Linked DNA regions of Homo sapiens: region 1 is linked to region 2. A link is an interaction called in ENCODE POLR2A ChIA-PET data of the cell type or tissue named here. Cell type or tissue: GM12878. All regions are shown on one strand. Each heading gives the region's core, and the rest is flanking DNA. Links, peaks and the distances in the headings are about the cores only. Region 1 has its middle 13 kb from the start of SUZ12. Region 2 overlaps NF1 (neurofibromin 1).

Region 1 (15,819 bases), core at 7,533-15,532, 680 kb after region 2:
GGGAGCTGTCCAGGTACCAATTAACATTTAAAAAGCCCTCAAGTTGTTCACACAAATAGTTCTATTATTGCTTTCCTTTACAGCCTTGGTCTGCTCAAAAACCCACATTCAAATTGGATCACATAAACTCCAGCCCTTAAGCACACAGGTATTGTAGGCTAGAGGCCGCTTTTGGCTACAAACCCCCTTATTCATTTAAAATAACTTCATTCACAAGGTTCATTGAACAGCTGGTTTGTGCCCATCACAGGCCCTGACAAAACACTTCGCCTAACTTGTCACTAATCCTTACAGCAACTCTGGTTGAGTGTTACTAGTATCATTTAACAGATAAGCAAACCAAGGCTCCAAAGGATAAAATGGCTTGACCAAGATCTCACAGCCAATGAGTTGGGGAGCCTGCTGGGAAATCTAGGATTCGGGGTAACTAAAGGTCACTACGGTTCTTTTTTAAAGAAAATTTTATTTTTATTTTATTATCTATTTAGAGACACGGTCTCACTGTGTCATCCAGGTGGGAGTACAGTGGCGGGATCTCGGCTCGCTGCAACCTCCGCCTCCCTGGTTCAAGCCATTCTCCCTCCACAGCCTCCGGAGTAGCTGGGCTTACAGGTGCCCGTTACCACGCCCAGCTAATTTTTGCATTTTTACAAAATGCACCATGTTGGCCAGGCTGGTCTCGAACTCCTGATCTCAGGTGATCCGCCCACTTCGGCCTCCCAAATGCTGGGATTACAGGCGTGAGCCACCGCGCCCCACCAGGAAACTTTTAATTAACTAGTTTTAAAAGCCAAACAGTAAAGAAAAACAGCATTCCCCTCCCCCATGCATCCCCTCTCTGGAATTTTAACTTTCCTGTGCAATCATGTGGTATTTTTTTCAGGTATTTCTGCTGGTTTCCCGCCGTCTTTCTAAATAACCGGTTTAACTGGTGTGTGGCACAGACTTAACTACGATGTAACTAAAACGCCACTCTACAGTTAACTCCCTCTATTCCTTAGATTTCATTCCCGGGGTCACCTCTTTGGCCTAGGTGCACACACCGCGGGCTCCGCTCTAGGTGGGGCACAGGCCTTCGCCCGCCGCATGCACCCTGGGCTGCGCAGCCCCAGCCAGCCCGACCCGGGCTCAGCGACCCCTGCCCCCGGGACCCCGCACCGGGGCTGAGCGCTCGCCTCCTGCCGGCCGCGGCTCCACGCCCTCGCCCCAGACCCTTTGTCAGAGAGCGAGGGTCGGGGAGCGAGAGCCAGGGTCCGAGGTGACCGTCGTAGTTGGGGCCGAGGTCCGTGTGGTAGGGGACTGGGACAGGAGTCGGAGTCGCAGGGCGAGGGCCCAGATCGGGGCTGGAAGCCACAGGCCTCTCACCTCGCTTGGCCGAGCGGCCGGGACTCCGGGCCCGCAGCGGATGGAAGCGGGCGCTGCCCTGCCCGGCGGCGGCCGGGGCCTTCTGGGGTTTTCCCGCGGGCGGCTCGGCAGGGCGGCAGCAGCTGCCGCGGAGAGGACGACCGCCACCGGTGCAACCAGGTCCCCGCGCCCCTGCCCGGCCTCTGGGGCGCCCAAGCGGGCCGTCCTCACCGCGGCAACTCCACGCCCGCCCCTCCAGCCCAACCTCACAGCCTTGTCCTGTCCCCAAGCAAGGAGTCGGCCTCCCTGTCCACAGGGAGGGAATCCGGCGCAGGTCGCAGCCGGCCTCTGGCTTTCGTGGGGAGGGCACCAAGGCTTCAGGTTTCCCAGCTCGCGCGTTACCGTTCAAAAGCCCCTCCTGGAGCTCTGAATTGAGGGGAGCACTCCATGCCCCTTCCTCCAAAGAGGGCGGGAGTCGCAACACTGAAGCCTTGCTCCAAACAAACCCCCCTACCAACCCTCTCTACTCCTCCCTCCTGACCCCCTTTCTCTGTCCATTATCCGTCTGAGGGGGTCCAGGACTTGAGCAGTTTCTGATTTCCTTTATCTTTATGGTGGGGGATCTGTTTCCCACTAAGTATGGTATCATCCTCTTTTTGGCCTCTCACCAACTCTTCCTGCCCCCTCCCTACACACATTCATCCCCCAACCTCCCCAAATTGCGGGTTAAACCGATTTTGAACTTACGTTATTATGAGTTTGAAAATACTTTTCCCCGCCGGGCGCTGTGGCTCATGCCGGTAATTCCAACACTTTGGGAGGCTGAGGCGGGCGTATCACCTGAGGTCGGGAGTTTGAGACCAGCCAGACCAACATGGAGAAATCCCATCTCTACTAAAAATACAAAATTAGCTGGACGTGGTGGCGCATGCCTGTAATCCCAGCTACTCAGGAAGGCTGAGGCAGGAGAATCGCTTGAACCCGGGAGACAGAGGTTGTGGTGAGTCGAGATCGCGCCAGTGCACTCCAGTCTGGGCAACAAGAGCGAAACTCGGTCTCAAAAAATAATAAAAATAAAGAAAATACTTTTCCCAGTTGGTTTGTGTAATATACTATGATTACATTTCCTTTTTTGTTGTTGTGGAGACGGAGACTCGCTTTGTTCCCCAGGCTGGAGTGCAGTGGCTGGATCTCGGCTCACCACCTCCCGGATTCAAACGATTCTCCTGCCTCAGCCTCCCAAGTAGCTGGGATTACAGGGGCCCAGCAGCATACTCGGCTAATTTTTGTATTTTTAGTAGAGATGGGTTTTCACCATGTTGGCCAGGCTGGTCTCAAACTCCTGACCTCAAGTGATCTGCCCGCCTCGGCCTCCCAAAGTGCTGGGATTACAGGTGTGAGCCATCGCCCCCAGCCATATTTCCTTTCTTATCAGACTTTTTTTTTTTTTTTTTTTCCTTGTGGTTAGTGATTGTCTCAATGGTTGGTTTGTTAAGGCTTCTATGTACCCATCATTAATTTCCACCCCCCACCCCACAAATGCTTTGCCAGAATTGCAAGGCTCCATTCATTCAAACTCATCAAATAATACACCTATTTTGTTTTTTCTTGGAAATATCCCTCCCATGCCAATCTTAACTGTTGCTCACTAGACGAACTGCACAGCTGTTCTGGGAATTCCCTTCTTCACCATCCTGGGAATTTTCTTTACTTCTTTGTGTGAGTCCCCTTTGTCCTGGATTCCATGTTTGTTTTTCTCCCTCACTTTGGTAGAATATGTCCTCCAGTAGCTTTCTGACAAAGGGTGTGGTGAAGGGGAAAATTTTTTGAGATGTTGCGTGTCTGAAAATATCTTTTTTTTTTTTTAAGGGACGAAGTATTGCTATGTAGCCCAGGCTGGAATGCAGTGGCTATTCACAGGCACCAGCATAGCCACTGCAGCCTCAAACTCCTGGCCTCAAGCCGTCCTCCTGTCTCAGCCTCCTGGGTGAAAGATATCTTTATTTGATCTCACTTGATTAATGTGATAATTTGTCTGGTTACATAATTCTAGGTTGGAATCCATTTTTCCTTAGAACTATGACTTGTCTTCTCATTTCTGTGTTATTGCTGAGAAATCTAAGGAAATCCTTACTTACAAAAGAACATAACTGTATACCTTTTTTGTTTGTTTGTTTGTTTTTTGAGATGGAGTCTCACTCAGTCACCCAGGCTGGAGTGCAGGGGCGCGATCTCAGCTCATTGCAACCTCTGCAGCCCGGGTTCAAGCGATTCTTCTGCCTCAGCCTCCTGAGTAGCTGGGATTACACACGCCTGCCATCACGCCCAGCTAACACAACTGTATACCTTTTGTATGACCCTAATTTTATTATTAATTCTGGAAACTCTGAGGATCTTCTATCTTTGATGTTTTGAAAATGCAAGTGACAGGCCAGGCGCAGTGGCTCGCGCCTGTAATCTCAGCACTTTGGGATGCCGAGGCAGGTGGATCACCTGAGGTCAGGAGTTTGAGACCAGCCTGGCCAACAAGGTGAAGCCCCATCTCTACTAAAACTACAAAAATTAGCTGGATGCGGCGGCAGGTGCCTGTAATCCCAGCTACTCGGGAGGCTGAGGCAGGAGAATCGCTTGAACCTGGGAAGAGGTGGTTGCGGTGAGCCAAGAGCATGCCATTGGACCCCAGCCTGGACGACAAAAGCAAAACTCCATCTCAAAAAAAAAAAAAAAAAAAGAAAAGAAAAAGAAAATGCAAGTGACATGCCATGCTTTGATGTGCATTTTCACTCATTGTGCTAGACAGAGAGCCCTTTCAATTTAGAAACTGTTGCCCTCGGTTCTGGAATTTTTTTTGCTTTATTTTTCTTGCATTACTCATATCTTCCACCTCCACACACTCATACCCCACTCCGCTCCACCCCATGCATCTTTGTTCTTTCTTTCTTAAATTCCTGTTACTTGTATATTGGAATCTCCAAGTAAGTCTAATCCTCTCAACTTTTCTCTCACACTTAACTTTCTTTTTTCCCCCACGGTCTGCAAATTTCCTCAACTCTATTTTCCAAACTTTTCATTGCCCTTTTATCAATGTTGCCTTCTAAACAATAGTGTGCTAGGCCGGGTGCTGTGGCTCATGCCTGTAATCCCAGCACTCTGGGAGGCTGAGGTGGGTGGATCAACTGAGGTCGGGAGTTCAAGACCAGCCTGACCAACATGGAGAAACTCCACCTCTGCTAAAGATACAAAAATTAGCCAGGCATGGTGGCCCATGCCTGTAATCCCGGCTACTCAGGAGGCTGAGGCAGGAGAATTGCTTGAACTCAGGAGGCCGAGGTTGCGGTGACTCGAGACTGTGCCATTGCACTCCAGCCTGGGCAACAAGAGTGAGACTCTGTCTCAAAAAAAAACCAAAAACCAAAAAACAAAAAACAGTGGTGTGCTACTCAATTTCTAACAACCAACTCTCAGAAGCAGGGGGAAGAAAGCCTTGATTTGTAGTGTTTGCCTATTTTGATAGTACAAATATTTCCATCATGGTTGCTTTCAAGCTACTAACATTATATCACTAAAGATGGAGTCAGGAAGAGATGCACAGTAGCATATCATAGCATTCCCACCATATAGATAGAACACACATAAATAATCTCAAGAGCATAGATAATAATAAAATGTAGAAAAATAATCTGGGGCCCGACGCAGTGGCTCACGTTTGTAATCCCAGCACTTTGGGAGGCCGAGGTGGGCGAATCACCTGAGGTCAGGAGTTCGAGACGAGCCTGGCCAACATGGTGAAACCCTGCCTCTACTAAAAATACAAAAATTAGCCAGGCATGGTGGCGGGTGCCTGTAATCCCAGCTACTCAGGAGGCTGAGGCAGGAGAATTGCTTGAACCTGGAGGCAGAGGTTGCAGTGAGCCAAGATCATGCCATTGCCCTCCAGTCTGGGCAACAACAGTGAAGCTCCGTCTGCAAAAATAATAATAATAATTTGGAAGTAATGAGTTTTGAGTATTTATTTTGGTTTTTAATATAACTGATTTAATTGTAACTTTACATAATAATTTAACAGTGACAGTGTTTTAACAACTGGCTTTTAAAATTTCTAAAAATTCAACAGTTGATTCTTACAACCTGGTATGAGCCAGCTCTTGTAAACTATTGCTTCAAAATAATCATGGTCTCTAATGTAATAAAGGTAAATCAGGGGTCGGGCACGGTGGCTCACACCGGTAATCCCAGCACTTTGGGAGGCCGAGGCAGGCAGATCACGAGGTCAGGAGTTCGAGACCAGCCTGGCCAACATGGTGAAACCCCGTCTCTACTAAAAATACAAAAATTAACTGGGCTTGGTGGTGCATGCCTGTAATCCCAGCTACTGGGGAGGCTGAGGCAGGAGAATGGCTTGAAGCCAGGAGGCAGAGGTTGCAGTGAGCCGAGATGGTGCCACTGCACTCCAGCCTGGGTGACAGAGCAAGACTCCGTCTCAAAAAAAAAAAGGTAAATCAGAATAATCTTCCAAATGCAGTTCTGATCATGTCACTCCCTTGAGTAAAGCTCTATATTGCTTCTGTGCTTACTGAAACCCTCAAGGCTCAATTCACATTCCACCTTTTTTTTTTTTTTTTTTTTTTTATTTGAGAAGGAGCCTTGCTCTATCACCGAGGCTGGAGTGCAGTGGCGCGATCTCGGCTCACTGCACCCTGCACCTCCCAAGTTCAAGCAATTCTCCTGTCTCAGCCTCCCCAGTAACTGGGACCACAGGTGCCCGCCACCACGCCTGGCTAATTTTTGTATATTTAGTAGAGATGGGGTTTCACCATATCAGTCAGGCTGGTCTCGAACTCCTGACCTCAGGTGATCCACCCGCCTCAGCCTCCCAAAGTGCTGGGATTACAGGCGTAAGCCACCGCACCCGGCCCACATTCCACCTTTCTTATTAGTTACTCAAACAAATATTGATTAGGTATCTGCTATGGGCACGGTCTTAAGCAAGCTTAAGCAAGCTGCTGAGGATACAAGGATGAGTAATATACATTTCTTTTCTTTTTTTCTTTTTATTTTTTTATTTTTTTGAGACGGAGTCTCACTCTGTCACCCAGGCTGCAGTGCAGTGGCGTGGTCTCGGCTCACTGCAACCTCTGCCTCCCAGGTTCAAGCAGGTCTTCTGCCTCAGTCTCCTGAGTAGCTGGGATTACAGGCATGTGCCACCACGCCCAGCTAATTTTTGTATTTTTAGTAGAAACGGGGTTATACCATGTTGGCCAGGCTGGTCTCAAACTCCTGACCTTGTGATCTGCCCGCCTTGGCCTCCCAAAGTGCTGGGATTATAGGTGTGAGCCACCGCGACCGGCCATTTCTTTTCTTTAAGGCACTCCATGATGTAGTAGGAGAAACTTAAGTATATATTACTCAATGTGATAAGAACATGAAAAATATATGCACAAACTATTATAGGAATGACTAGCAAATGACTAATTCAGTCTGGGGGAATCTGCCATGGAAAAACCTAGCATGTCTTCCCTTGTCTTTTAGGTCTCCTAGTGGGTTGGGGTTTTTATCTTATTTTATTTTATTTTTTTGAGATGGAGTTTTGCTCTTGTTGCCCAGGCTGGAGTGTAATGGCATGATATCGGCTCACTGCAATGTCTGCCTCCTTGGTTCAAGCGTTTCTCCTGCCTCAGTCTCCCGAGTAGCTGGGATTACAGGCATGCGCCACCATGCCTGGCTAATTTTGTATTTTTAGTAGAGATGGAGTTTTTCCATGTTGGTCAGGCTGGTCTTGAACTCCCGACCTCAGGTGATCTGCCTGCCTGGGCCTCGCAAAGTGCTGGGATTACAGGCATGAGCCACCACACCCAGCTGGAGTTTTTATTTTATTAAGCGTTATATACTTAATACAAGCCATAAAGGTAAAGTATAGTGTTCATTTCAAAGACTGCTAGTCGATTTTTTTTTAATCTACAAGATATGTCCTCAGAAAAAACTGCTAGTTTATTCAGTTTAGTGCCAACTTTTTTTTTTTTTTTTGAAACGGAATCTTGCCCAGTGGCCAGGCTGGAGTGCAGTGGTGGGATCTTGGCTCACTACAACCTCTGCCTCCTGGGTTCAAAAAAAAGGTAAATCAGAATAATCTTCCAAATGCAGTTCTGATCATGTCACTCCCTTGAGTAAAGCTCTATATTGCGGGCAGATCGCAAGGTCAGGAGATCGAGACCATCCTGGCTAACACAGTGAAAACCCGTCTCTACTAAAAAAATACAAAAAATTAGCCGGGCATGGTGGCAGGCGCCTATAGTTCCAGCTACTCGGGAGGCTGAGGCAGGAGAATGGCGTGAACCCAGGAGGCGGAGCTTGCAGTGAGCCGAGATTGCGCCATTGCACTCCAGCCTGGGTGACAGAGTGAGACTCCGCCTTAGAAAAAAAAGAAAATGTAGAAAATGTTCACGGAATAATGCTGAATGATCAGAGAGCAGTATGGCCAGGAATGGAAGGAGTTAAGGTAGGAAGCACTCATTCTGCAATGCCTTTATCTGAGAAATTAGGGATATTTATTTACTTGCAAAAGGCTCCATCTTAGTGTTCTTTGAAGGAGGAGTCAGTAGCTTAGGCTCTTGAAAAGGTCTTTAAGACTCAGATTTCCAAACTATTTATTATAAGCCATGCTTCTCTCTGAAAAACTCTTGATGTAACAAGAGTTTCAGAATATAACAAGTTCCCCAATTCTGTTTGGGAGTTTTATGGTGAACTCAATGTCTATTCATGACATATTCTGTTCTCCCTTCTTCCGCTCAGACACGTTGGTAAAATTTAAAGATTTCTAAGTAATGAAAAGTAGCTTCTAATGAGGAAAAGGGAACTGTGCTTTTTTTTTTCTCTTGGTCTCACTCTGTTACCCAGACTGAAACACAGTAGTGCAATCATGGCTCACTGCAGCCTCAAACTCCTGGGCTCAAATGAGTTTCTTACCTTTTTTTTTTTTTTTCCTGAGATGGAGTGTTGCTTTGTTGCTCAAGCTGGAGTGCAGTGGGGCAACCTCGGCTCACTGCAACTTCCGCCTCCCAGGTTCAAGCAATTTTCCTGCCTCAGTCTCCAAAGTAGTTGGGATTACAGGCATGCGCCACCACGCCCAGCTAATTTTTGTATTTTTAGTAGAGACAGGGTTTCACCATGTTGAAGGCTGGTCTCGAACTCCTGACCTCAGGTGATCCGGCCATCTCGGCCTCCCAGAGTACTAAGATTACAGGCATGAGCCATTGCACCCGGTCCCTCATCTCCTCTTTCAACAACATTTGCTGGGAAGGGCAATGAGCAGTGCCCCCTTTCCTTTTTTTTTTTTGTTTTAATTTTATTTATTTATTTGTTTTTGAGATAAGGTCTTGCTCCATCATCTAGGCTGGAGTGCAGTTGAGTGATAAAGGCTCACTGCAGCCTTGACTTCCTGGGCTCCAGATATTCTCCCACCTCAGCCTCCCAAGTAGCTGAGACTACAGACATTGAGCCACTGCACCCAGCCTTCTTTTATTTTTTGTAGAAATGTGTGTCTCGCAGCTGGGTACAGTGGCTCATGCCTGTAATTCCAGCATTTTGGGAGGCCAAGGCGGGCAGATCACCTGAGGTCAGGAGTTTGAGACCAGCCTGACCAACATGGAGAAACCCCTCTCTACTAAAAATAAAAATTAGCCGGGCGTGGTGGCATGCACCTGTAATCTCAGCTACTCGGGAGGCTGAGGCAGGAGAGTCACTTGAACTCGGGAGGCAGAGGTTGCAGTGAGCCGAGACTGCGCCATTGCACTCCAGCCTGGACAACAAGAATGAAACTCAGTCTCAAAAAAAAAAAGAGCCGGGTAAGGTGGCTCACGCCTGTAATCCCAGCACTTTGGGAGGCCGAAGCGGGCAGATCACGAGGTCAGGAGATCGAGACCATCCTGGCTAACACGGTGAAACTCCATCTCTACTAAAAATACAAAAAATTAGCCAGGCATGGTGGCGGGTGCCTGTAGTCCCAGCTACTCGGGAGGCTGAGGCAGGAGAGTCACTTGAACCCGGGAGGCAGAGGTTACAGTGAGCCGAGACTGCGCCATCACACCCCAGCCTGGACAACAAGAGTGAAACTCAGTCTCAAAAAAAAAAAAAGAGCCGGGTGAGGTGGCTCACGCCTGTAATCCCAGCACTTTAGGAGGCCGAAGCGGGCGGATTACGAGGTCAGGAGATCGAGACCATCCTGGCTAACACGGTGAAACTCCGTCTCTACTAAAAATACAAAAAATTAGCTGGGCGTGGTGGCAGTCGCCTGTAGTCCCAGCTACTCAGGAGGCTGAGGCAAGAGAATGGTGTGAACCTTGGAGGCGGAGCTGGCAGTGAGCCGAGATCATGCCACTGCACTCTAGCCTGGGCGACAGAGCGAGACGCTGTTTCAAAAAAAAAAAAAAAAGAAAAGAAAAGAAAGAAAGAAAGAAATGAGGGTCCTGCTGTGTTGTCCAGGCTGGTCTCAAACTCCTGGTTTCAAGTGATCCTCCCGACTTGGCCTCCCATAGGCATGACCCATGGCACCTGGTTCCAGCTTTCCTTTTCCTCTAGTATTTGGTTGTCATCTCTTACCTCCCTAACATTTCAAGGTTCCTGGGAAAATGAAATTAGTTCTTCCTCACTAAAATGTGGCAACAGGGCCGGGCACGGTGGCTCATGCCTGTAATCCCAGCACTTTGGGAGGCCAAGGCAGGTGGATTGTTTGAGATCAGGAGTTCAAGACCAGACTCACGAACATAATGAAACCCCATCTCTACTAGAAATACAAAAATTACAGGTGTGCCATGGTGGTGCGCGCCTGTAATCCAAGTTACTCAGGAAGCTGAGGCAGGAGAATCGCTTGTGCCTGGGAAGCGGAGGTTGCAGTGATCTGAGATCGCGCCACTGCAATCCAGTCCGGGCGACAGAGTGAGACTCTGTCTCAACACAAATAAATAAATAAATTAATTAATTAATTAATTAAAATGTGGCAACAATTGTTAAACACATGAGTAATTATATTAACAGCACAAACTTGGATCCCCTGGATTAAGTACTCTGGAAAAAGACAGACAGATTGAAAAAGAATATGACTACTCACATTAAAAAACCAAAGACCACAGCTGGGCAGGGTGGCAGTGCACAACAGGAGCCTGAGTGAGGCAGAAGGATCCCTTGAGCCCAGGGTTTGAGGTCAGCCTAGTCACCATACTGAGAGTCTATCTCAAAAAAAAAAAAAAAAAAAGGCTACTGGATTACAACAATTCACGTTTAGCTTACTATAGATAGAGATGGATATTTACAGAAATAAATATAGATTTGTGTGTATATATGGGTTAGTATACATACATATATCTTAGCTCTGTCTACTGGGAGAGGCTGGAAGCAATGACACCCCAGAAGCAATGAGTGTACCCAGCAACCACATCTTGGTTTCTTTTTCTCTGTTTTTTTTTTTTTTTTTTTTTTTTTTGAGATGAGCCACTGCACCAGGCCTTGGTTTCTTTTTAATTTTTTTTTTTTTTTTTTGAGATGGAGTCTTGCTCTGTCGCCCAGGCCGTAGTGCAGTGGCGCGATCTCTGCTCACTGCAAGCTCTGCCTCTCAGGTTCACGCCATTCTCCTGCCTCAGCCTCCCAAGTAGCTCGGACTACAGGCGCCCATCACCACGCCTGGCCTGACTTGAGGTCAGGAGTTAAAGACTAGCCTGACCAATGTGGTGAAACCCTGTCTCTACTAAAAATACAAAAAAAAAAAAAAAATAGCTGGACGCGGTGGCTCACACCTGTAATCCCAGCACTTTGGGAGGCTGAGGTGGGTGGATCACCTCAGGTTGGGAGTTCAAGACCAGCCTGACCAACATGGAGAAACCCCGTCTCTACTAAAAATACAAAATTAGCAGGCCATCGTGGCACATACCTGTAATCCCAGCTACTTGGGAGGCTGAGGAAGGAGAATCGCTTGAACCCCGGAGGCAGAGGTTGTGGTGAGCTGAGATTGTGCCATTGCACTCCAGTCTGGGCACCAAGAGCAAAACTCTGTCTCAAGCAAAAAAACAAAACAAAACAAAACAAAAAATAGCTGGGCGTGTTGGCAGGAGCCTGTAATTCTAGCTATTCTGGAGATTGAGGCAGGAGAATCACTTGAAGCTGGGAGGCAGAGGTTGCAGTGAGCCGAGATCATGCCACTGCCCTCCAGCCTGGGCTTCAGAGCTAGACCCTGTCTCAAAAAATATATATATATATAGTATTAGATTATACCCCAAAGTATAAAATAAATACCCATGAATCCATACTGATATAAAGTATTGAATAAATATAGAAATGGAAGAGAAGGTAAATATCCACTTCACGAAAGAATTCCAAATTATTCATACAGATACTTAGCCATCAAGGTGGTAGAGCTTAATTCACCACAACCACTATTACCACACCTTGAGTGTAGTGCTATACTTGGGGACTTGCTTCAAAAGAATATAGGAGAGAAAAAGTAGGAGAGAAAGAGTACAGCAGAGAAAAAGAGTACAGGAGAAAAAAGTATGGAGAAGGTTGAGAAATGTTGGACAGGTGATCAAGATTAACGTCATCAATAACAATCATATGGATATCAACCTGGATATGGTATGATAACAATGGTACTTCCCTTTTGTGATCTCCCTCCATAAAACCTATAAGTGAACTCCAATCATTAGAAAAACATCAGACAAGGCCGGATGTTGTGGCTCATGCCTATAATCACAGCACTTTGTGAGGCCAAAGTGGGTGGATCACCTGAGGTCAGGAGTTCGAGACCAGCCTGGCCAATATGGTGAAACTCCATCTCTACTAAAAATACAAAAAATTAGTCTGGCATGGTGGCAAGTTCCTTTAATCCCAGCTACTTGAGAGGCTGAGGCTGGAGAATTGCTTGAACCTGGGAGGCAGAGGTTGCAGTGCGCCAAGATGGTGCCATTGCACTCCAGCCAGGGCAAAAAGAGCAAAACTTCCTCTCAAAAAAAAAGAAAAAAGATAACTTTTAAATTACTATATGGTAAGTGTAATGCAAAGTTTAGTTTTTAATTTTGTTTCACTTCCTAAGTGTTGTATATTTTCTTACCAGGAACTCTTCTTGTGTTTTTTTTTTTTTTTTTTTTGAGACGGAGTCTCGCTCTGTGGCCCAGGCTGGAGTGCAGTGGCGCGATCTCCGCTCACTGCAAGCTCTGCCTCCCGGGTTCACGCCATTCTCATGCCTCGGCCTCCCAAAATGCTGGGATTACAGGCTTGAGCCACCGCCCCGGCCGAACTCTTCTATATCACTTGACATGTTTTGAGCTAAATTTGTAACCCTTTTTTGCACCCATTAGAAGATAACACCATTTGCCTTTTATTTTTGGATAATTCAGGAATAAAAAATGGATCTCAAGCTTTATAAAACTTACAATTCTAGGCTGGGCGCTGTGGCTCACACCTGTAATCCCAGCACTTTGGGAGGCCAAGGCCGGCGGATCACACGGTCAGGAGGTCAAGACCATCCTGGCCAACATGGTGAAACCCTGTCTCTACTAAAAATACAAAAATTAGCTGGGCGTGGTGGTGCGAGCCTGTAATCCCAGCTACTCGAGAGGCTGAGACAGGAGAATTGCTTGAACCCAGGAGGCAGAGATTGCAGTGAGCCGAGATTGTGCCACTGCACTTCAGCCTGGCAACAGAGTGAAACTCCGTCTCAAAAAAAAAAAATTATAATTCTATAGAAAAATAACATTTGTATAAATTTAACTTTGGTGTAAAAAAGTGAATTTAACTTTGGTATTGCACACTGGTAATTTCTGTGAGTTCTCAGAATTAAAGAACTGAGGTAACTTTAACAAGAACCTACATTAAAGCTTAGACTTTACCACTACATAATATATGCCTTTAGGAAATATGTACTTCTACACCCTAAATACGTTTTTTGCTTTCTTTTTGAGACAGTCTGGCTCTGTTGCCAAGGCTAGAGTGCAGTGGCATGATCTCCACTCACAGCAATCTCCACCTCCTGGCTTCAAGCGATTCTCCTGCCTCAGCCTCCCGAGTACCTGGGACTACAGGCACGTGCCACCAAGCCTGGCTAATTGTTTGTATTTTTAGTAGAGACGGGGTTTCACTATGTTGGCCAGGCTGGTCTCAAACTCCTGACGTTGTGATCTGCCCGTCTCGGCCTCCCAAAGTGCTGGGATTACAGGCCTAAGCCACCATACCTGGCCCTAAATATGTTGTTGTTGTTGTTGGTTTGAGAGAGAGTTTAGCTCTTGTTGCCCAGGGTGCAGTGCACTCCAGCCTGGGCAACAGAGTGAGACTCTGTCTAAAAAATAAATAAATAAATAGATAAATAAATAAATAAATAAAATCGTATTATGAAAATAAGAACAATATTTGTAATAATAACAACTAGCTGGCCGGGTGCGTTGCTCACGCCTGTGATCCCAGCACTTTGGGAGGCCGAGGCGGGTGGATCACGAGGTCAGGAGATCGAGACCATCCTGGCTAACATGGTGAAACCCTGTCTCTACTAAAAATACAAAAAAATTAGCCAGGCATGGTGGCGGGTGCCTGTAGTCCCAGCTACTCGGGAGGCTGAGGGAGGAGAATGGCGTGAACCCGAGAGGCAGAGCTTGCAGTGAGCCGAGATCGCGCCACTGCACTCACTCCAGCCTCGGTGACAGAGCGAGACTACCTCTCAAAAAAAAAAAAAAAAAAAACTAGCTAAAAATAAAGGTCTGCATCTCTTAATATGTTCTGCTTAACAGCAGTAAATTAGCAATTGCAAAATAAAGGTTAATTTATAAACTCTGAATGGAAATCCAGATATCCAGACTATAGTAGTATTATAGAAGTGATGGCTGGGCACAGTGGCTCATGCCTGAATCCCAGCACTTTGGGAGGCCGAGGCGGGCGGATCACCTGAGGTCAGGAGTTCAAGACCAGCCTGACCAATGTGGTGAAACCCCGTCTGTACTAAAAAATACAAATTTAGCCAGGCGTGGTGGCGCATGCCTGTAATCCCAGCTACTCGGGAGGCTGAGGCAGGAGAATCGCTCGAATCTGGGAGGCAGAGGTTGCAGTGAGCCAAGATCGTGCCACCGTACTCCAGCCTGGGTGACAGAGTAAGACTCGGTCTCAAAAAAAAAAAGAAGTGATGATAATACCTGACAGGTTGACCCTAATAATCATGTTGACATGATTTATGAAGTATGATGACATAATAATGCTGTTTTTTTCCCTAGAAAATGAAGAAAACATAAGTTCACACAAAGATTAGCGGTATTATCAGCAAAACTAATTTTTTTTTTCTGGGCAGGGCATGCATGAAATATTTACAGAATTATCTTTTTCATTTTCTTTTTCTTTTTTTGAGATGGAGTTTTGCTCTTGTTGCCCAGGCTGGAGTTCAATGGTGTGATCTTGGCTCACTGCAACCTCCGCCTCCCAGGTTCAAGCGATTCTCCTGCCTCAGCCTCCCCAGTAGCTGGGACTACAGGCATGCGCCATCACGCCTGGCTAATTTTGTACTTTTAGTAGAGATGGGGTTTCTCCATGTTGGTCAGGCTAGTCTTGAACTCCTGACGTGTGGTGATATGCCCACCTCGGCCTCCCAAAGTGCTGGGGTTACAGGCATGAGCCACCACACCCAGCCAGAATGATCTTTTTCATCTGCATTTCATTACCATGAAACAAAGTAATCTTCATTAGTCTTGTCATAGGTTTTTATTTTTTATTTTATTTTATTTTATTTTATTTTATTTTATTTTATTTTATTTTGAGACAGAGTCTTGCTCTGTCACCAAGGCTGGAGTGCAGTGCTGCAGTGGCGCGATCTCAGCTCACTGCAACCTCTGCCTCCCAGGTTCAGGCGATTCCTCTGCCTCAGCCTCCAGAGTAGCTGGGATTACAGGCGCCTGCCACCACTCCCAGCTAATTTTTTTTTTTTTTTTTTTTGAGATGGAGTCTCGCTCTCTCGCCCAGACTGGAGTACAGTGGTGTGATCTCGGCTCACTGCAAGCTCCGCCTCCCAGGTTCACGCCATTCTCCTGCCTCAGCCTCCCCAGTAGCTGGGACTACAGGCGCCCGCCACCATGCCCGGTTAATTTTTTTTTGTATTTTTTAATAGAGACAGGGTTTCCCCTTGTTAGCCAGGATGGTCTCAATCTCCTGACATCGCGCTCCACCCACCTCGGCCTCCCAGAGTGCTGGGATTACAGGCGTGAGCCAACACGCCTGGCCTAATTTTTTGTATTTTTAATAGAGACGGGGTTTCACCGTATTAGCCAGGATGGCCTTGATCTCCTGACCTCGTGATCTGCCTGCCTCGGCCTCGGCCTCCCAAAATGCTGGGATTACAGGCGTGAGCCACCATACCTGGCCAGGTTTGTTTTTAATGCTGTCAAATTTTGAGATGAGTATATCCCAGAATACACTATTGGTGCTATTTTAGCTGGTTATTTCTCATTATCAGACTTG
Region 2 (15,819 bases), core at 6,617-14,616:
TTTAATTTTTATTTTTTTGTGGGTACATAGTAGGTGTTTATATTTATGGGGTACATGAAATATTTTGATACAGACATGGAATGTGTAGTAATCACTTCAGGGTAAATGGGGTGTCCATCACCTCAAGCATTGATCCTTTCTTTTTTCTTTTTTGAGACAGAGTTTCACTCTTGTCGCCCAGGCTGGAATGCAGTGGTGCTATCTTGGCTCACTGCAACCTCCGCCTCCCATGTTCAAGCAATTCTCCTTGCCTCAGCCTCCCGAGTAGCTGGGATTACAGGTGCCCACCACCATGCCTGGCTAATTTTTGTATTTTTAGTAGAGACAGGGTTTCACAATATTGGCCAGGCTAGTCTTGACCTCCTGACTTCAGGCGAGCCGCCTGTCTTGGCCTCCCAAAGTGCTGTGATTACAGGCGTCAGCCACCGTGCCCGGCCTATCGTTTCTTTATGTTACATACAATCCAATTATACTCTTTTAGTGATTTTTAAATGTACAATAAGTTCTTGTTGACTGTAGTCACCTTGTGCTATCAGATAACCAGATCTCATTTATATTCTTTTGTACACATTAACCATCCCCGGTCTCCCCTTCCCCACCCCCCACTACACTTCCCAGCCTCTGGGTAACTATCATTCTACTCTCTATCTCCATGAGTTCAATTGTTTTAATTTTTTTAGCTTCCACAAATAAGAGAGCGCACGATGTTGTATTTCTTTGCCTGGCTTATTTCACTTAACATCATAACCTTCAGTTCCATCCGTGTTGTTGCAAATGACAGGAATCTCATGTTTTGTGTCTGAATAGTACTCCGTTGTGTATATGTACCACAGTTTCTTTATCCATTCTTCTGTGGACAGACACTTAGGTTGCTTCCAAATGTAGGCTATTGTGAATAGTGCTGCAACAAACATGGGAGTGCCGATATGTCTTCAATATACTGATTTCCTTTTGTTTCAGTATATACCTAGTAGTGAGATTTCTGGATCATATAGTAGTTTTATTTTTAGTTTTTTGAGGAACCTCCAAATGGTCCTCCATAGTATTATACTAATTTACATTCCTGCCAATAGTGTATGAGGGTTCCCTTTTCTCACTTTTCTCCTTGTCACCATTTGTTATTGCCCGTCTTTTGGATAAAAGCAACTTTAGGGTGATGTGATATCTCATTGTAGTTTTGATTTGCATTTCTCTGATAATCAGTGATGTTGAGCACCTTTTCATGTACCTGTTTGCCATGTGTATTTTGTTTGTGTGTTTGTTTGTTTTGAGACACAGTCTTGCTCTGTCACACAGGTTGGAGTGTAGTGGCGTGATCTTGGCTCACTGCAACCTCTGCCTCCTGGGTTCAAGTGATTCTCCTGCCACAGCCTCCTGAGTAGCTGGGATTACAGGTGCCTGCCACGATGCCCAGCTGATTTTTGTATTTTTAGTAGAGACAGGGTTTCACCACGTTGGTCAGGCTGGTCCCAAACTCCTGACCTCAAGCAATCCACCCGCCTCGGTCTCCCAAAGTGCTGAGATTACAGGCATGAGCTACCATGCCCAGCCATGGAATATCTTTTTTCTTTGCTTTATTTTCAGTCTGTGTTTTTCCTTATAGATGATGTCTGTTTCTTGTAGGCAACAGATTGTTGGGTCATGGGTTATTTTTGTTTGTTTTTAATCCATTCAATCACTCTTACGTCTTTTGATTGGAGAATTTAGTCCATTTACATTCAGTGTTATTATTGACGAGGACTTACTCCTGCTATTTTGTTATTTGTTTTCTGGTGGTTTTGTGGTCTTCTCTTCCTCCTTTTCTTCCTTCCTGCCTTCCCTTTAGTAAAAGTGATTTTCACAGATGATATGTGTTAATTTCTTGCTTTTTATTTTTTGTGCATCTGTTGTATGTTTTTGATTTGAGGTTACCATGAGGCTTGCCAATAATATTTTATGAGCCATTCTTTTAAGCTGATGACAAGTTAACACTGATGGCATAAAGCAGCAAACAAAGAAGCAAAAAGAAAACTAATAAAAACTCTACACTTTAACTTTATCCCCCTACTTTTTAACTTTTTGTTGTTTTTATGTATACCTTATTATACTGTCTGTATCTTGAAAAGCTGTAGTTATTTGTAAAAGGTTCATCTTTTAGTCTTCTCAAGATAGTAGTTCATACCACAATTACAGTGTTATAATATTTTGTGTATTTACTGTTACCAGTGAATTTTGTACCTTCAGATTTCTTATTGCTTGTTAATGTCCTTTTCCTTTTGATTGAAGAACTCCCTTTAGCATTTCTTCTAGGACAGGTCTGGCATTGATAAAATCCCTCAGCTTTTGTTTGTCTAGGAAAGTCTTTATTTCTCCATATATGAAGGATATTTTCACTGGATACTGTTCTAAGGTAAAAGTTTTTTTTTTTTCTTTATCACTTGAAATATGTCATGCCACTCTCTCCTGGCCTCTAAGGTTTCCACTGAGAAGTCTGGGGCCAGACATATTGGAGCTCCATTGTATGTTATTTGTTTCTTTCCTCTTGCTGCTTTTAGGATCCTTTCTTTATCCTTGACCTTTGGGAGTCTGATTATTAAATACCTTGAGTTAATCTTCTTTGGTTTAAATCTGTTTGGTGTTCTGTAACCTTCCTGGACTTGAATATTGATAAATATCTTTCCCTAGGTTTCATAAGTTCTCTTTTTTTTTTTTTTTTTTTTTTTTTTTGAGATGGAGGTTCACTCTTGTCGCCCAGGCTGCAGTGCAATGGTGCAACCTCTGCTCACTGCACCCTCCGCCTCTACCTCCTCTTTAAGGCCAGTAACTCTTAAATTTGCTCTTTTGAGGCTGTTTTCTAGATCTTGTAAGCATGCTTCATTCTTTATTCTTGTCTCCTCTGTGTATTTTCATATAGGCTGCCTTCAAGCTTGCTAATTCTTCTGCTTCATCAATTTTGCTTTTAAGAGACTCTTGATGCATATTTCAGTATGTCAGCTGCATTTTTCGTCTCCAGAATTTCTCTCTGGTTCTTTGTAATTGTTTCAATCTCTTCGTTAAATTTATCTGATAGGATTCCGAATTCCTTCTCCACATTATCATGGATTTCCTTGAGCTTCCTCAAAACAGCTATTTTGACTCCTCGGTCTGAGAGGTCACATATCGCTGTCTCTCCAGGATTGATCACTGGTGCCTTCTTTAATTCCTTCGGTGGGTCATGTTTTTCTGGATGGTCTTGATGCTTATGGATGTTCATTAGTGCCTGGGCATTGAAGAGTTAGGTATTTTTGTAGTCTTTGTAGTCTGGGCTTGTTTGTACCCACCCTTCTGGGGAAGGCTTTCCAAGTATTTGAAGGCACTTGGGTGTTGTTATCTTAAGTCTTTGGTCACTGCAGCTATATCTGCTTTAGGGGACACTCCAAGCCCAATAACGCTGTGGCTCTTGTACACTCATAGCGGTACCACCTTGGTGGTCTTGCATAAGATCCTGGAGAATTCCCTGGGTTATCAAACAGACTCTTGTTCTCTTCTTCTCTTCCCTTACTTTCCTCTAAACAAACAGAGTCAGTCTCTCTCTCTGTCTGTGTGTGTGTGTGTGTGTGTGTGTGTGTTGAGCTGCCTGGAGCTGGGGGAGGGGCGACACAAGCAGCCCTGTGGACACCAGCACTGGGAGTGCACTGGGTCTTGCCCAAGGCCTGCAGTACTGCTGCCTGACTACCACCTATGTTCACTCAAGGCCCAAAGGCTCTACAGTCAGCAGGTAGCAAACCCAGCCAGGCTTGCGTCCTTTCGTTCAGGCAGTGAGTTCTCCGTGGGTCCAGAGATGCCATTCAGGAGCCAGAGCCTAGAGTTGGGTACATCAGAGATCTACCTAGTGCTCTATTCTGCTGCGGCTAAGCATTAAGCTGGCACCCAAGCTGTAAGACAAAGTCCTTCCCGCTCTTCCGTCCTCTTTTCTCAAGCAGAGGAGTCTTTTCCCATGGCCGCCATCGCCCCAGGCCCATGGTGAGTGCTGCCTGGCTACCACTGATGTTCACTCAAGGCCCAAGGGCTCTTCATTCAGCTCATGGTGAATGCTGCCAGTTCTGAGTCTCTCCCTTAAGGCCTTGGGGCTCCCCTCTAACCCAGGGCAGGTCCAGGAAAGTTTTCCAGGAGCCAAGGCCTGGAATCTGGGACCCCAGGAGCCTACTTAGTGCCCTACCCCACTGTGTCAAGCTGGTACCCAAGTTGCAACACAGAGTCCCCTTTATTCTTACCTCTTCTTTCCTCAAGCAGAAGGGGTCTCTCTCCATAGCCACCACAGTTGGTAATGTGCTGGGTCACCCCTGAAGCCAGCATGTCTCCAAGTCTCACCCAAGGCCCACAGCAAGTACTGCCTGGCTATCCCTCCTGGTTGTTCAGGGGCCAAGGGCTCTTTAGTCAGCAGGTGATGAGTTCTGCCAAGACTGGGTCCTTCCTTTTAAGACAGCAGATTTCCTTCTGGCCCAGGGTTTGTTTAGGAGTGTTGTCTGTGAGGTAGGGCCTGAAATGGGGGCCTCAGGACTCTGCCTGGTGCCCTCTCCTACTGTGGCTAAGCTGGTAGTTACAAGACAAGGTCCTCTTTACTCTCTCCACTCTTGTATTTGAACAGAGGGAAGGCATCTCTGTTGGAGCTACAAGCTGAGCTGAGCTGCCTGGGTTTGGGAGAGGGGTGATGTAAGCATTCCCTTGGTTGCCCTGGCTGTCTCACTAGGTCCACCCCAAGTCCACTGGCTCTGAGCCCAGCACAGCACCAGGACTTACCCAGAAACTGCAGTCCTTGTGGGCCTAGACTGCCTTTCAAGTTTATTTAGGACCTCAGGGCACTTTAGCTCTTGGTGGTGGGGCTTGCTGGAACTCAGGTTTCAACAGCTGGGATGGGTGATTTACCTCTGGCTAGGTCTGTTCTAAGTTCTCCATCCTTGAGCACCAGCTGAGCTCTGCCCTGTGTTGCTTTCTGCTATGACAGGGCAGCATTTAGTCCTAATGCAAAGTCCCATAATCACTGTGCTGTCCGTCCCCCAAATGCAGATTTTCTTTGCACACCACGGGGCCACTGCCAGGAGGTGAAGGAAGGGTGGTATAGGTAAGTCAAGACAGTTTTTCCTACCCGCTTCAGTGCCTCTTCCTTAATATGATGTTAAGACCAGGTATTGTGATCACTTACCTGATTTTCAGTTCTTATGAAGGTGCTTTTTTGTATGGATGGTTGTTCAAGTTGGTGTTCCAATAAGGGGGACGATCCCTGGAGGCCTCCATTCAGCCATCTTGCTCCACCTCCAGTTCTCAAGCTAGTTCTTTGAAAATCAACTTGGGAAAAGTTTTATACACAGGAACACTTGAATAATTGAACACAAATGTTCATTGTAGTTCAGAATTAGTAGAATATTCAACAGGTTACCATTGGCATGTGGGAAGCAAGAGAGCACTGTGGCTAGAAGGTATTGTTTTAGAGGGAAACCTGAAATGGACTGCAGTGTACCTGCTGCTATGCTGACTCAAAAAAAAAATTTCACAAAGTAGGCAATTGTCAGGGTTTCTAGCAGTCTCTTTGAGCCTTGTTAAAGAAATTGTTAATCTCATTCATACCTACCAACTCCTAGACCTCCATATCTTAAGATTTGGATTACTGTTGTAGCTTAACTGTTCTCCCTGCATATAATCCCCATATTTAGGCTGTCTCTTCAATTAGCCACATATTGCAAGTTCATTTTCCTCCTCTGGCTTCCTAACAACCATCAGCCATTCTCCAATAGATACCAACCAGGTGTCCTTGTGATTCAGTTCAACCGTGACACTGTTTACCTGGAGAGAGCATCAGATTTCCCATAGGATAAGGGCTGAGTAAGATTGCTACCACTTCAGATGCCAATTACAAGCCCCAGGTTGTTACCTGTGCTTCTCACAACTTCACCTTGAGTTGGATTAATTTGCTAGAAGGACTCACAGAACTCAGGGGCATACTTTACTTTTGTTTGCCTACTTACTATAAAGGATATCAGAAAGGATACAGATGAACAGCCAGATGGAAAAGATGCACATAGGGCAAGGCATGTGGGAAGGGGCTTGCAGCTTCCATGCTGTCTCCAGGTGCACTACCCTCCAGGCACCTCTATGTGTTCGGCAACCTGGAAGCTCTTCAAACTCTGTTCGTTGGGTTTTTATGGTGACCTCATTATATAGGCATGATTGATTAAATCATGGGTCATTGGTGATAAACTCACCTTCAGCCTCTCTCCTCTCCTTGGAGGTTGGGGAGTGGGGCTGAAAGTCTCAACCCTCTAATCGAAACTTGGTCTTTCTGGTGACTAGCCCCGTCTTGAAGCTCCCTAGGACCTCCCAGCCACCAGTCATCTCATTATCATATAAAAGACACTCAGCACTTCCAGAGATTCCAAGGGTTTTAAGAGCAATGTATCAGGAATCAGGAGCAGAGACCAAATATATATTTATCACAATACCCTTGAATTATTGTATTGAGTACTTAGTGTGGAATACCTGGTCTATATGTCTTTCTCCTTTTTGAAAAGGTCAAAAGGCAATTGTTGAATCCTCAGCACCTGATACTAAGATGGCAGATAGTAGATGTGCACTAAATATTTATTGGATTGATTACCTGCCGCACCTACTTTCTCTTTCTGAAATACCCTTACTTCTTTTGTCTATGCAAATTCTGTGCCTCCTTTAGAACTCACCTGTTCAATGAAGTATTTCTTGCTTTGCAGTCCATGCTAATTTCTGAACTCTTACTGTATTCATATGCTGTGCCACACAGCAAACTCTAAGGAATCTACAGCAATGACGTAAGTGTCCAAAGCATTTCTGTAATACGTTAATTAATATAGAAACAAAATTACTAATTAACCTGTTAAAAACAAATATTTACTCAGTACTTGCTGTGGTAAGGCACTGTGCTAGTCTTTAAGGGGACATAGGTAAATACTTCCTTCAAGGAGCTTACAGTTTAGTAAGAGGGATAAAACACACAACAGATAAGTGGTGAGTTTCATAAGGGGTGTATTTTGAGAGTTCAGATTAGGCTAGTTAGAGAGTAAAGGTTTGTGGATTTGATTACTATTGGGTAAAATTTAAACTACATAAAGTAGGCATTATTAGTCCTGTATTATTGATGAGAAAAAATGACACCCAGAGAATTTAAGGATTGTGACCAACTCATAATGATTGATAACTGATAGAGCTGAAATTTAAACCTAGTAAGTCTGCCTGCGGAATCTCTTCCTTTAATCACAACATCAGAGTTTAGAGGTGGTACTGATAAGAGTTAGCAACACTGGGCCGGGCACGGTGGCTCATGACCGTAATCCCAGCACTTTGGGAGGCTGAGGTGGGCAGATCATAAGGTCAAGAGATCTAGACCATGCCGGCCAACATGGTGAAACCTTGTCTCTACTAAAAATACAAAAATTACCTGGGCGTGGTGGTGGTGCGCCTGTAGTCCCATCTACTTGGGAGGCTGAGGCAGGAGAATTGCTTGAACCTGGAGGCGGAGGTTGCAGTGAGCCGAGATTGTGCCACTGCACTCCAGCCCGGCAACAGAGCAAGACTCCATCTCAAAAAAAAAAAAAAAAAAGCAATACTGATTGGATATGGGGAATAATGAAGTAGAGCAGGAAAAAGTGACATCAGAGATGGCCTGAATGATGTGATTAAGAAAGTGATAGTGCTATTGATAACATAGAGCACATGATAAGACATAAGAGTACGAGGAAAAATCAGTTAATTTGGGGCATACTGATTTTTAGATACCAGTGGGGAGGGGACATCTAGCAGTTAGAAATGTCAGACTGGATGTGAAATGCAGTTCAAGATAGGGGAAACCTGAATGGCCACAAAATATCTAAAAGCATGTCTAACCTTAGTAGGAACTGTGGAAATAGAAGTTAAAAACATGAGCTACCTCATGTTTTACTCAACTGCTAGATTGGAGGGGAATAAGAATTCTTATACAGTACTAGTTTTAGAGCTATTTGGCAATATCTAGTAAAGTTATATCTGCATATACTCAATAACTCAGAAATTTCATTTTTAGGTAGCTGCCTTAGAGAATCTCTTATGTGCAAGAATGTTCATTGCAATGGTGTTTGTAAAGGTGAAAAATGTTTAATGTTCATTATAATTAGAGAATAGATAAATCATGGTATACAATAGACTATTATGCAGTAAAGTGAACTATATCTTCATCTATCAACATGGATAAATCTCAGAAACATAATGTAGAGTGAAAGATGAAAGTTGCCTTTTGTTACTATTGATGAAAAAAGTAAAGACCTACATCATTCAGCCGGGCGTGGTGGCTTATGCCTGTAATCCCAGCACTTTAGGAGGCCGAGGCAGGTGGGTCACTTGAAGTCGGGAGTTTGAGACCAGCCTGACCAACATGGTGAAACCCTGTCTCTACTAAAAATATAAAATTAGCCGGGCGTGGTGGCCCATGCCTGTAATCCTAACTACTTGGGAGGCTGAGGCAGGAGAATCACTTGAACCCGGGAGGCGGAGGTTGCAGTGAACTGAGATTGCGCCATCACACTCCAGCCTGGGCAACGAGAGTGAAACTCCATCCCCCGCCCCCACCCCCCACCAAAAAAAAAAAACACCTGCATCATTCATATGTGTGTGTTAATTTTTTCATATGGGCATATACACATAGAGGATTGTGAATTGGAAAAATACATGATATTCTTGTTTTATCTGTCCCCTCTCTCCCCCTTTTGTTGCTTGGGTATTTTAAAGCATATCTCAGAGATCATGTTTCTAACATATACAGACTTAAACACACATACACGTGCATGTGCAGCCTGAGTATTTCCACACAAATTAAAGTTAATAATCCTGAATAATATATCTAAGACTAGTTTTCTGTTAAATTTTTTTCAGTTATCTCAAAGTTGTCTTTTTTTTTATTTTTATTTTTGAGATTCAGTCTTGCCCTTTCATCCAAGCTGGAGTGCAGTGGTGCAGTCTTGGCTCACTGCAGCCTCCACCTCCCAGGTTCAAGTGATTCTCCTGCCTCAGCCTCCTGAGTAGCTGGGATTACAGGCACCTGACTAATTTTTGTATTTTTAGTAGAGATGGGGTTTCACCATGTTGGCCAGGCTGGTCTTGAACTCCTGACCTCAAATGATCTGTCAGCCTTGGCCTCCCAAAGTACTGGGATTGCAGGCGTAAGCCATCCAGCCCTGTCAAAGTTGTCTTTTTTTTTTTTATAGTTGGTTGTTTAAAGATTCCAATGAAGTCTACACGTTGCACTTGGCTTAATGTCTGTATAAGAGTCTCTTTTAAGGAGTGATTTTTGTTATTTGTTTTAAACAAAAGTGTTAGGATTTTATTTTTATTTTTTTGTAGGTTAGAACCATCAGAGAGCCTTGAGGAAAACCAGCGGAACCTCCTTCAGATGACTGAAAAGTTCTTCCATGCCATCATCAGTTCCTCCTCAGAATTCCCCCCTCAACTTCGAAGTGTGTGCCACTGTTTATACCAGGTATGCTTACAGTTAGAGATTACCATTATTAATCTAAAGTTAAATTATGAAGAATGCTTTATCAAAGAAGGATCTAGCTGCTGATGGTGTGTGGTTAACTATAATACTGAGTCAGTTTGGATGAATAATACATTGAGAATTGTTGGAATTGTCTTTGAAAAAAACTTAAATATTACTTAGGCAACAGTTTGAAGTAAGAGAATACTTTAAAATACTAAATTTTACTTGCATTGGGAGCAAGTTTAAAATGCAGTGAATCCATTGGGTATGATGGATGTGGCTGAAATGAACATATTATGGATTTTTGTTGTTGTCATCTATTAACCTAAATTATTTACAGGGTGTTTCACAGTTGAGGCGGGTCTCCTCCTTGCTTTTTGCATTGTGAATTGCTTGATCATCTGTGATTTTGGTTTCTTCATTAATGTATAATTAGTTTGTGTCAGGTTTTCCCAGGATAGACTGATTGTTCTGTTTACTTTATGTAGCATATTTCTTAAAAGAGATACTGCATCATCATTCAGACCAAATTATTAGACCTTCTAACACTAGCACTGCAAGTAATGCGTCTGAACTCAGAAAATAGCCATAGTCATGGCCTTCTTTTTTAGGGAATTCGGTCTATGTTCTTTTATGTCTTCTACTGTGTTTTTGAATTGCACATTGCAGTTTTAGGAATTATTTATTCCAAGGGAGGTCCTGCAAATGCATATTAGCCTTTTGGAAACTGTGATTCTGGAAGAAACATTAGTGGGTCTGGAATTTGGGATAGGGGTGGATATAAGGGAAATACACAGTTATCAAAACCCATGTCTTTGTGTCTCTCTCTTTGCAGAGTCATCGCAGCCATTTGCTTTTTTAGCACACGGCTTCAGTTGCTTAGAGACGTTAACAGCATCATTGAAATCACCATTTTAAAAGCTGTTTGAGGCTGCTCTATGTGAATTTTTTCACCATTGCTATTTTTAAAGATGTATCTGTTCTATCTGTAAAAAAGCTTTTCACGGTATACATAGATGATAAAACATACTTAACCTTGTCTCTCTTAATTTATCATGACTTTTCTGCCTTTACAAAAAGGCTCAAGGAAACTTAGGAAAATCCTGTATAGTTTTTTCAACTAGTTAAGTCTGAGTCTAAAGGGTAGTTTAGTTATAATATGAAACTTAATACAGTGAATATCTTCTCAAGTTTGGGCTGTATTCAGGTTTCTCTTTAAATTTTATTTAGTAATTGTTCTATTGATGAAACTAGGCAGACAGGAAATAGCACATATTAAAAATAGTCTGGGTCAGCTTCTTGGTTGGCCTAGTAGTAACTGGTTTCAGAGAGCAAGTGGGTTTCTAAAATGACAGAGGCTTTGACTTTAGCTGGTTAAAAGTGAATGGGGACTGACTACATGATTACATGGTCTAGGAGATTGTAGTAGAATTTCTTCATGTGGTTGTCATCCTAAAAGAAAAATCTTTTTGTATCATGAGCAAAGTTGGAGACCGTTTTGAGACCATGATTCTAATAATGTAAAAGGAACAGGTCTTAGCACTTATTTAGTACTTAGGAAATATTTAATGAAGAAATAAATTTCCCATCCCTCCCACCTAAGTAAACAAGATTCTTGCCAGCTTTCACAGCTAAGAAAGGAGGAAAATAGTGAAAATAGATTTTTAAACACTATATGTGGTGATTATTAAACAGTATGTTATGCTTTTTAGAGCACTTCACAGTAAAATATCCTATATTATTTTAATAACAAACCTGGTTTATTATGTTAAAATTTCACATAAAATTATTATCTTTAAAAACATGAATTAAAGGTGGTATCAGTGCATTGTTTAAGTATTGGGTAAAAGCATTGTTGAAGAGCAGAGACAGCATGCTGTGTTGTTATTAAATAAGGCTTTATTTTTTAATTAGTAACTGGTAACAGGGAATGTTACATTTACTGATTAGAAAGAAAGATAGGAAAAAAGCTTTGGTCTCAAGATAGTATTTTATTGAGTCTGCTTCCCAAACCTAGTTTATTTCTTTTGGTTTGCTCTTTTGTTTTTATTCATCTTCCCTCTTCTGGCTTTTTCTTGCCCCTTTGCCTTTGGCAGTAACAGAAAGGTACCTTCCTGCTCTTCTGTGTTCTGCCTGGAGGGATAGTAGTCCCTTTGGGACCTACTGGGGAAATGTTGAAAGGGAAGTGAGTATATTGCTAGCTAATAAACTTCCCTGGACTTTAGCTCCTTTTTTGAGTTCATATCTTGGCCTTTAAGCCTTTTCAAATCATGTGTTAACCAGCTCTATTACTTTATATACCTTCCTTCCTTAGTTGACTGGATTAAGGTTATTTAAGAATAGCCAACTGTGAACATGTGTCAGATTTATAATTAAATCATTTTCTCATGTGTTGTTTTCACTTCTCCTGATGGTTTTAGGATAAAGATAAAATGATTCCCAAAGTGGATATTCTCGTATGGTGAGAGAATTCTAAGAACTAATTTATGATTCTAAATAAATCTCACCCTTTTTCAGTAAATCTGCTTCTCCAAACTGAAGTAGTTTACACACAGTTTTAAGGCTATAAATGATAGTTATATACCACTGTTACTAATACATTTGTATATAGTCTAAAGTTTGAAACAAAGCTCTGTGAGCTAAGGGGCTGTGTCTTGTTGTTTTACTGCTATTTCCCAATGCCTAGAATGGTATTTGACCTGTAGGTACACAGTAACTCTTTGGATGGATGAATGGGTGGGTGGATGAATGGATGTCTAACTAACTTAAAGCCCAAGTTATGGGTTATGGTGTTGGATGTCCAGAATTCCCAGAATAAGATGCCATCTATTTGTGGATTAAATAATTCTAACATGGTTTTAAAAATATTTTTAAAATAATTATTCTGCCTAGGCTAGTCCAATCAAGAGTCTTTTAATTTTGAAAGAAATCTTTGGTCTAGAAAGAGCTCTGAGAGATGAAACCAATATGTGCCTGGAGTTTTGGGGGTTTTTTAGGTGGCTTTTTTTTTTTTTTTTTTTAAGATATTTTGATAAATGGTCAACTGTAATATGTGAAAAGTTTTAAGCAGGCCTACAGTTTTGTTCTGTAATTTTCTCTGCAGTTTCTTCACTTTAATAATATTAATGCTTCTTACTAGTTGAGCTGATAACCTTCTTCTCCCAAATGTTGCAGAGCTTTTAACCTCCTCTGATTAGAACCATTTCAGGAAGTAGCCTGCAAACATTGAAAAATATGTGAAATGTTAAGAGTAATCTTTTTTAGAGAGAGAGGTCTTTAATTCAGAATTTCTAAAGTGAATTTTTATATTTATCCATATAATTTTTATTTCTTTATTCAGTAGGATCATAATTAAATGCCAGGTGTTGGAAAAAGAACTTAAAGTCAATTGAAGGATACACAGAGAAGAATTTTACATACCAAGAAAAAATTATGTAGACACAAATGTTTTTAGTGTGTGATCTACTTGTAATGAATATTTTATATTACATTTCTCAAAAGCTAGGAATTAACCAAAATGTAAATATTTAATATCCTCAAATTCACTTGGAGAGAGTTTTTCTGTGATTCATAGCCAGAAATAGTAGACATGATTGGGTCTCAACATTTCTTGCTGTTTTAGTGCTTGGCTTAAAAATGTAATAAAAATTAAAACCCAGAATTAAAATTCATTCCTCAAAATTCAGTTGATTTCTAATTTTTTGTTGATTCCATTTGTGTTACATTTTATGGTGTAATTTTATGTACAAGCCAACATTGTTTTTGTTGCTGTATGTAGTCGGTGCTGTGACTTGTTTGTGCTCATCTCTGTTCTGTAGGCAACTTGCCACTCCCTACTGAATAAAGCTACAGTAAAAGAAAAAAAGGAAAACAAAAAATCAGTAAGTTTGGAGAACTTTTTATTAGCTGTTTCTTTCAAAGCAAAACAAAAATCTTTTGCTGTTTGTTAAGAATATCTTCACTTCAGCCTATTTGACCTTCACTGTAAAATCATTCTACTAATTCTGGCACAAAATAGCTTTCATTTCAATTAACCCTGGAATTAAGTTACATTGAAACATTCTCTGTGTTCCTTTGGTTTGATTTATCCCAAAGGCAATTTGTGGGCATTTGTTGCATTGGATATCCTTGGTCTAATTTTATTATTGTTACTTTTTAAATTATAAATGAATGCAAAGAAACTTAATTTCAAGGCCTTAGGAAACGCTGACTGTCTTCATTCTTGCTTCTTGTTTGAAGGTAATGTGAGTGGTTTCTTTTCCCAGAGATGACAGTGTTTCTTAATTGTTAGAAGTATATGGTGGGAAAGAGTCACTTTCTAAATCTTACCTAAAAGTTGCTAAATTTTATTTTTTTACTCTTCATATTTTTATCTAGGCAGTCTCAGGCATAATTTAGATATTTGTGCATAGATTATAGAAATTTTAATGGTAAAACTACTTTTACCTCAAAAAAATAAGAGGTAAATGATAAGATAGTACTTTTGAGATAAAAGAAAACTGAGTTCATATTTGTAGAAAAACACATCATTCTGCAAACATAATGTGAATATACTATCTGCTTCTATGAACTTGCCTTGATTTATTTAAAAGGAAGAAAATTATGAGAGTCGTAATTATTTTCTTCCAGTGAATGGAATTTGTCCAAAATATAATATGCATTCATTTTACATTTGCCATTATCTGTCACAGTGACTTATCAGGCTGAGCCCTGTCTTTGTTCATATAATCCAAATGATTGTAGAGTAAGATGTAAAGAAAACTAAGTAGGTAGTTTTCTTAAAAGGGTGTAATTTAGAATACAGTGTTCATCTGGTTTCATCTTTCATGCCTTATCTAAACTTTACATATAATAAAAGCTTTATGGCTGGGCACAGTGGCTCATACCTGTAATCCGGGCACTTTGGGAGACCAAGGTGGGAGTATCTCTTGAGCCCAAGAGTTAAAGACCAGCTTGGGCAACATAGCGAGTCGTCTCTACAAATAATTTTTTTTTTTTTTTAATTAGCCAGGCGTGGTGGTGTACTCCTGTAGTCCCAGCTACTCGGGAGGCTGAGGCAGGAGGATTGCTTGAGCCCAGGTGGTTGAGGCTGCAGTGAGCTGTGATTGTATCACTGTACTCCACCATGAGTGACAGAGTAAGACCCTGTCTCACAAAAAAAAAAAAAAAAAAAGAAAACGAAAAAGCTTTACATATAAGTTTCTAAGCTGTACATATAAATTATCTAAGCTTTAAATATAGATTTTTAAAATTCAAATCAAAATTTAAATTTATAGACATATACTTTTGTTGTGTCCATTGAAGATTTTATTTTTGATTATATTAAGTAAATTTGCCTAGCTATGATCAAATTGATTGGATTATAAAGACGTTTCTAATGCTTCAGCCTTCTAATTCTCAGCATATGTGAGTTTAACATAATGTACACCATCATTGTTGAAATTAATTTGCTGCTTCTAACACTCTTGTTCAGTGTTATACTAATGCCATTTTGTAGTGTATCACATAATTAAAATTCAGGCTTTCTGTGTTTCTCTAGAGCATGTTTTCTAGCCTTTCTAACACTGCTTTATTTATTAAGATTATGTCTAAAATTGTTTCTTGAAATGTTTTTTTTTCTACTAGAGTTATTTTCAAAAAATTTTTTTTTAATTTCTGGGTAACACCAAGTTTTGGAATGTATTTCTCAGCACAGGTAATACGAGCTCCTCATGGAAACAAGGGGAATCTAATTGGTAATTCGAGATATTTTAGAGTACATTCCAAAGTATGAAGACAGTATACTCATAAATTTAAAATGTTGTTTTATGGAGTTGTGTGCTTTAACAAAACCTAATGATATTTAAGAGCAAGCTGACTTTCTTTTTGGGTGTATATGTCATGGATTGGAATATGTAAAATATAGAGAGAAGATCTGGCTTCTAGTATATAGCTGTGTAGTCACATTACAAATAACTGTTTATTATTCTCAAATATATAGTGTATAATGAGGTTTACTTTGAAAGTTAACTGTCTGCCTAACTCAGGGAGAATGCAGTAACTAAGCATATATGGGTAGTAATGCTCTTGCTGAAGTGTAGTTTATGACTACATGCATTCGCGTTATGTAGTCAGCTTTTACCAAGGGAAGAAAGGGTACATTTGGCTGATAACTGGTCTCAACACACAGACTGGCCCAAGTTTGACCTTTTATGCAGAATGTCTTTTGGATCCAAATTAGATTTTTATGGATTAAAAAAAACACTAGAGCATGTATGTATTATGAGGTAAAATTACATTGATGTCAATTAGTGGTGAATGAAAAAAAAACAGTCCTTTTATAAGTT

The links. ChIA-PET counts read pairs that join two places held together with the same protein. Peaks named below come from ENCODE experiments on the same cell type or tissue, not always from the same donor. Only the 100,000 strongest peaks of a DNase experiment are listed, where the experiment ranks them.
Region 1: POLR2A ChIA-PET joins it to region 2 with 14 read pairs; 2 of 35 experiments call an interaction of 5 or more read pairs at or near these places.

What each region holds. Positions count from the first base shown.
Region 1 is chr17:31,915,798-31,931,616 of GRCh38, forward strand. No RefSeq gene overlaps it. Among named protein-coding and RNA genes, the nearest start is that of SUZ12, 13 kb to the right of the region's middle. RefSeq lists enhancers at 911-1,568, 1,569-2,224. In GM12878, for the core only: no CTCF peak of the experiment used is centred there; no DNase peak of the experiment used is centred there.
Region 2 is chr17:31,239,627-31,255,445 of GRCh38, forward strand. NF1 (neurofibromin 1) reads left to right here. Exons shown (of 58, transcript NM_001042492.3): 30 at 9,358-9,493; 31 at 13,312-13,374. Among named protein-coding and RNA genes, the nearest start is that of OMG, 50 kb to the right of the region's middle. In GM12878, for the core only: no CTCF peak of the experiment used is centred there; DNase peaks (open chromatin) are centred at 10,845 and 11,643; H3K27ac peaks cover 3,200 bases.